Regions from separate parts of the Homo sapiens genome. Here region 2 is linked to region 1. Evidence: chromatin contacts called from ENCODE Hi-C or POLR2A ChIA-PET data. All regions are on one chromosome and are shown on one strand. Each heading gives the region's core, a stretch centred on a gene start or an enhancer-like site at or near the end of the contact. The rest is flanking DNA. Distances are from core to core; before and after follow the strand shown.

The links. A loop is a pair of places that touch in the nucleus more often than their neighbours do. ChIA-PET counts read pairs that join two places held with the same protein, here RNA polymerase II (POLR2A).
Region 2: a map of psoas muscle shows a loop between it and region 1 (6-fold over the local background). The contact joins the promoter of LINC02456 here to the enhancer-like site in region 1. A Hi-C loop is called at or near these places in 1 of 168 maps with a recorded cell type or tissue (psoas muscle). POLR2A ChIA-PET finds 5 or more read pairs at or near these places in 1 of 52 experiments (BJ).

Annotation. Positions count from the first base shown.
Region 1 is chr12:101,934,875-101,937,793 of GRCh38, reverse strand. It overlaps the pseudogene RPL9P24. Among named protein-coding and RNA genes, the nearest start is that of DRAM1-AS1, 28 kb to the left of the region's middle. RefSeq lists an enhancer at 1,229-1,488. Within about 2 kb of position 1,478, at least 16 of the 41 ENCODE cell types and tissues checked have a DNase peak (open chromatin) inside an H3K27ac peak, as active enhancers do; they include psoas muscle, where a contact is called at or near this core.
Region 2 is chr12:102,278,310-102,281,116 of GRCh38, reverse strand. It overlaps LINC02456 (long intergenic non-protein coding RNA 2456), which reads right to left and starts at 1,543. Exons shown (of 13, transcript XR_007063427.1): 1 at 1,433-1,543.

The sequences.
Region 1 (2,919 bases), core at 229-2,728:
CTGGGAGGGGTGGTGAAAAGGTGCTTATTAAAGCCACAAATGAGCATGAGAAGTTTTGAAAAATTCCTGTTTGCAAGACTTCATTGCTTGGTATCATGAGATTTTATTCATCCCGTCTTTTTTATTATCTACCATGCAATAATAGTAGACAGTCTTCTATAGTAGTTAGGACTTGTGTGGTTACAAGTGACAGAGACCTAATTCTAATTCATTTAGGCAAAAGGAGTGGGAAGGGTATTAAGAGATAATGTGACTGCCGTGAACACTAGCAAGGTTCTGTTTGATTCTTCTTGTTTCTGTGGTTCCACTTAATCTCTTCATTAGCTTCATTCTTCACTCCAGCTAGAGATGAGCCTTCTCTGTGCAGTGAAAAACAAGGGCGCCAATAGCACCTAAATTTACCAGTACATCCACATAGATCTGGTCCCTAGGAAGACACTATCTTAACATTGTCTCTGGTTCCAAGTCAAAACGTCTCAAAAAATAACTCACTGAAGCAGGTTGCATCAACTCCTGTGGCAGCTACAAAGATGGGATTGGGTAAGGGAAACTTCTGGAAGGAGAGGAGGGAGGTACTTGGTAAACAATATAAGAGATGCCTGCTAAAACTTCCCTTATCTACCTTTTCATGCCAACTCAACTTAGCTATCAATCAACAATTCCACTCATTTAATAAGCACCTATTTGCTTATTGAGTGTCTGTTACATGCCAGGTGCTGTGCTAGATTTCAGGGATGCAAAGGGGAACATGACGCTTTTTAAGTTATGTTCCTCTTAGAATGCTAGGCATTCAGAGAGACAGAGGAATATCAAATATTATGGGTTTAGGATGTCTAGGAACTCACCATATAACTGGAGAAAGGAGACTATGTATTTGGAGAATAATAAGTGTTAAACTGTGTGCCATGGGTGATGAGGGTAAGAGAAACTTCAAGGTAACTGAGGTCAGCAAGGCCTGGAGCATTCAGGAGAGGAGAAGCGTCTTGGAGAGATACTTCTGTGAGGTCTTTAAAGGGTGAGGAAGCTTTGTTTATGACTACATGTGTTTAAAGTGCAGTATTTTCACAACATCACACTAAGTGAGGCCCTCTGCATCTGGAGGCGTTCTGGAATGCAGCCGTCAGCCAGTGGCCCTGTTCCTTTCTCAGAGACAGGACTACCACCCACAGCTCTTCTGATAGCCTTGTTTTCAATTGCCATGGCCTGTTGGATCAAAGCCTCTGAGTTTGATGCAAGTTCAAAATAATTTCCTTCAAGGATTAACTCATCTTTTTGGGCCTGAGGAGCTACAACAAGCAACATCTGGTATAGCCTGCAGAGGGATTTTTTTTTTCACCCAAGGAGTTTCAAGTTTCAACATGTGAGCCATCCTGCTGAATAACATCATTGACGGGAAATGACACGCAGAGACCTTATCTTGTAATGAGAGCTCTGTGTAACACCCCACAGTCATGTTTTGCATCGACTATAATAGATGGTGCAAACTGTAACAGGTTCCTTCTCACTTTGTTTCCTGCCAAAGTGACTGAGTTCCACACTGATGGGGTTGAAATCCCCTTGTGGGTTTCCTCTGGGGCCATTCCATAGCCCATCCTAGTGCCGTTAATAACACCCTCCCTGTGTTCGTCAGGCCCACCTTTTAATGCCGTCATAGGGAGTCTCTTGGTCAGTTCCTATTATCTGATCCCATTAGTCACTTCCCTGTCTGCCTAGGTCTCCTGGAAAATTCCTGGGACTATCTCCTTGCTTTTGGTAAATCCTGGCTTCATTCCTCCACGCTGTGTTTTCTGTATTCCCAGCTCTCCCCTTTGCATCCCTTGGGCTAGTCCCACCACCCCTGGAATTCTCTCTGAGGTCAAGATTTTGCAATGTTTTTAAAGGTGAAACAGTGTAATAGCTACAGTTGAGTGTTATGTGTCAGGGATGTATTATTTATAGGGGTGCTATTATCATCACCCATGACTTACCAGTGAGAAAAATGAGGCTCAGAGTTTGATTGAATTGCCCAGGTACAAGACATAAACCCACATCTTTCTCACACTTAAGACTGTGCTCTTTTTAAGGGATAAAATAGGGACCTAAAGAATGGTCATGGGAGTCCCGAGTTCCAAGCAGAGGAGGGAGAAGGAAAGAGAAATGAGGAAAACTCCAAGAGTGGCAGCTCTGAATTCAAAGGAGGAGAATTTTGAGACATAGTCAACTGCGTCTAAAGCTGGAACAGGTTTGAGAATATAGACACCATTGGCATGAAGATGCCTATTGGCAAATCTTTTCAACAAAGATTTCAGTAATGGGTCTGGAAGAGGTTATTAGGAAGAGGGTAAAACGATATAGATGGCAAACAAAAGCAAAGAGCAGCCACATAGATGGTGGAATAAAGCAGGTGAGTTGTTTTGTATCCACTAAATGGAAAACTCTGGGGCAGGTCCCAGAAACTGTGTTTTAACAAACCCTCCAGGTGATTCTGATGCACACTAAAGTTAGCAAACCGCTACAGCAGAACCGTGTTTCTCAGCCTTGGCTGCACACTGAAATCACCTGAAATAATAATGCTTCCATCTGACTTCCTGAAATTCTGATTTAATTGCTCCAGGCAACAGGGTTTTAAAAAAAAACTCTCCAGGTGATTCTCATGTGCAGCCAGAGTTGAAAACTGCTGCTGTACAGGGAGAAGACAGTTGAGGGTATGCAGTCGAGAGGGAGGTGGAAGGGCTATAACAGCATCTGCCATGCACAGCTCTGGCTGTGCCAGGCAAACTGCTAAGGCTGGGCATTTCAAGCTTCAATGGGCAGGCATAAGGATCACCAACAAGTTCCCAGGTGCTTTACAGGCATTGCTTCAAGGAATCCTCGTGACAAGCCTACAAGGCAGGTGCTAGCATTATTCCCACTTTACAGATAAGGGTACTGAGACACCAA
Region 2 (2,807 bases), core at 294-2,793, 340 kb before region 1:
TACATTAGTGGTCCCATAAGATTATAACAGAGCTGCTAATACCCCTGAAGGCCTTCCAACGGGACAAGATGTGGAGGTGGAAGACAGCAATATTGATGATCCTTATCTTGTATAGGTCTGTGATGGTTAATACTGAGTGTCAACTTGATTGGGTTGAAGGATGCAAAGTATTGATCCTGAGTGTGTCTGTGAGGGTGTTGTCAAAGGAGATTAACATTTAAGTCAGTGGGCTGGGGAAGGCAAACCCACTCATAATCTGGGTGGACACCATCTAATCAGCTACCACTGAATATAAAGCAGGCAGAATAACGTGAAAAGACTAGACTGGCCTAGCCTCCCAGCCTGTATCTCTCTCCCGTGCTGGATGCTTCCTGCCCTTGAACATTGGACTCCCAAGTTCTTCAGTTTTGGGACTCAGACTGGCTCTTCTTGCTCCTCAGCCTGCAGACGGCGTATTGTGAAACCTTGTGACCTATTGTAGAACCTTGTGATCATGTGAGTTAATACTTAATAAAATTCCCTTTATATATCTCTCTCCTATTAGTTCTGTCCCTCTACAGAACCTGACTAATACAAGGCCTAAACTAATGTGTGTGTTTGTACCATAGTTTTTACCAAAAACTTTAAAAAGTAAAAAATTAAAAATAGAAAAAAGCTTATGAAATAAAGATATAAAGAAAGAAAATATTTTTGTATAGCTGTACAATGTGTATATGTTATGTTTTATGCTAAATGTTATTACAAAAGAATCAAAAAGTTAAAAAATTTTAAAGCTTGTAAAGTAAAAATTTAATAGTAAGCTATGGTTAACTTACTGAATAAAGAAAAGTATTTTTAATAAATTTAGTGTAGCCTAAGTGCACAGTGTTTATAATGTCTACAGTAGTGTACAGTAATGTCCCAGGCCTTCACATTCACTCACTACTCACTTACTGACTCACCCAGAGAAACTTTGAGTCCTGCAAGTTCCATTTATTGTAAGTACCCTATACAGGTGCACCATTTTTGAATCTTTTATACCATATTTTTACTGCACTTCTTCTATGTTTAGATATGTGTAGATACCCAAATACCATTGTGTTACAGACACCTAAAGTATTCAGTACAGTAACATGCTGCACAGGTATGTAGCCTAGGAGCAATAGGCTATACCATATAGCCTAAGTGTGGAGTAGGTTTATGTACACCACACCACACTACACCATCTGGGTTTATGTACATATGGTACACTCTGTGATGTTCACGCAATGATGAAATGGCCTAATGATGCATTTCTCTGAACATATCCCTGTTAAGGGACACATAACTGAATGTATAAGCTTGTACATATCATGTATAACTCATGTTTAGATAAAACAGGTTGGGGAGGAGAAAGAGAGAGAGAGAAAGAGAGAGAGAGAGAATACTGTAAATATTTAAAGTTTGTGCTTACCTGCCCCCAACTTGACTCTGAGCTTCTTAGACGTAGAAGCTTTGCCTCCCAAGTTTCTAACACAGTGTCTGACACATCATAAATGTTCAGTAAGTGTTTTCTGAATGTATTTTTCTATTGACTGGATGTTCACAAGTCCTTTCAAAATAAATGTGGGTTTTTTTAAGTGGTGTCAACAGATATACCTGCATGTTGTCTCAATTTTGTTCATGTATACAGATCTCTCTACTTCTTTTAATAAATAATAATTAATTGGTAGGGCAGAAAATATCTTAACCTCCACATTCCTAAGGTTTGTTTTATGAATTTTGACTTCTGACTTCTTTTTTGGCCAAAATGATTTCTCACATTTATATATAGTGTTAAAAAGTTCTATGTACAAATAAAGAACTAAGATTTAAGTATTTCTTCCTTATTTTTAGGTTTAAAAAGAATTATGTGTTTGAATGGTGCAATTTACCTGCTTTATGTTTTGGCTAATTATTTTCAGTGGAATCTATCATTTAAATTTTATTTATTATCTAAGACTTTAAAAGTGATTATAAAAAATTTGAAAAATAAATAAAATCACAATGGACCAATATAAAGATCCTGTAACTCTGGGACCAGCCCAAACTGGGCCCATGTTGTTAATAACAAAATGTTGAGTTACCTTGTAGTAACAGAGCCAAAAACTGCAAGTCATGAAGCCCAGGCATGCACAACAGGAAAAGCTTTGACCTCTAACAATACCCAAAACAAATGATTTCTCTCCTCAAAGCCAACAAGACTGGAACATGACTGGAACCATAATACCAGAACTCTTTCTGAAGCAAGGGGTCTGTTGACCCAGAAGATCTAGAGCTAAAATTCACTTCAATATACCTTACCATAACTGGTCAAATTTGAACCCCTGCAATCAGATTCTACAAATCTACATTCCTAAATCTTTTCTCTTGCTCTCCAAGCCCATACACTTGCTCCAGACCCCAGATTGAGGAAACAGATTTGAGCTCACTCCTGACTCCTTGTTGACTCATTTTGCAATAAAGTCTTTCTTTTCTCAAAAGCTAGTGCTATAGTTATTGGTTTCTGTGTACATCAGGTAGTGAACCCATTTGCTTGATAACAATTCTGAAAACAAGGAAAGATATGAGTGTATTTATGAAAATAAATACAATTATTTTCATAAAATACTATATCATGAATTAATATTCAATAAAATTACAAAAATTATGGATTCTGGAAGTACAGAAAGAAACCTGAATCAAAAACAATGAAATACTGAGACAAAAGAGAACTAGAAAAATTTTAAAGCTATAATGAAGGAAATAATGTCATATAAATATCTTCTACATTACTACAAGTAGAAATTAAAATAGCAACACCACTGTAG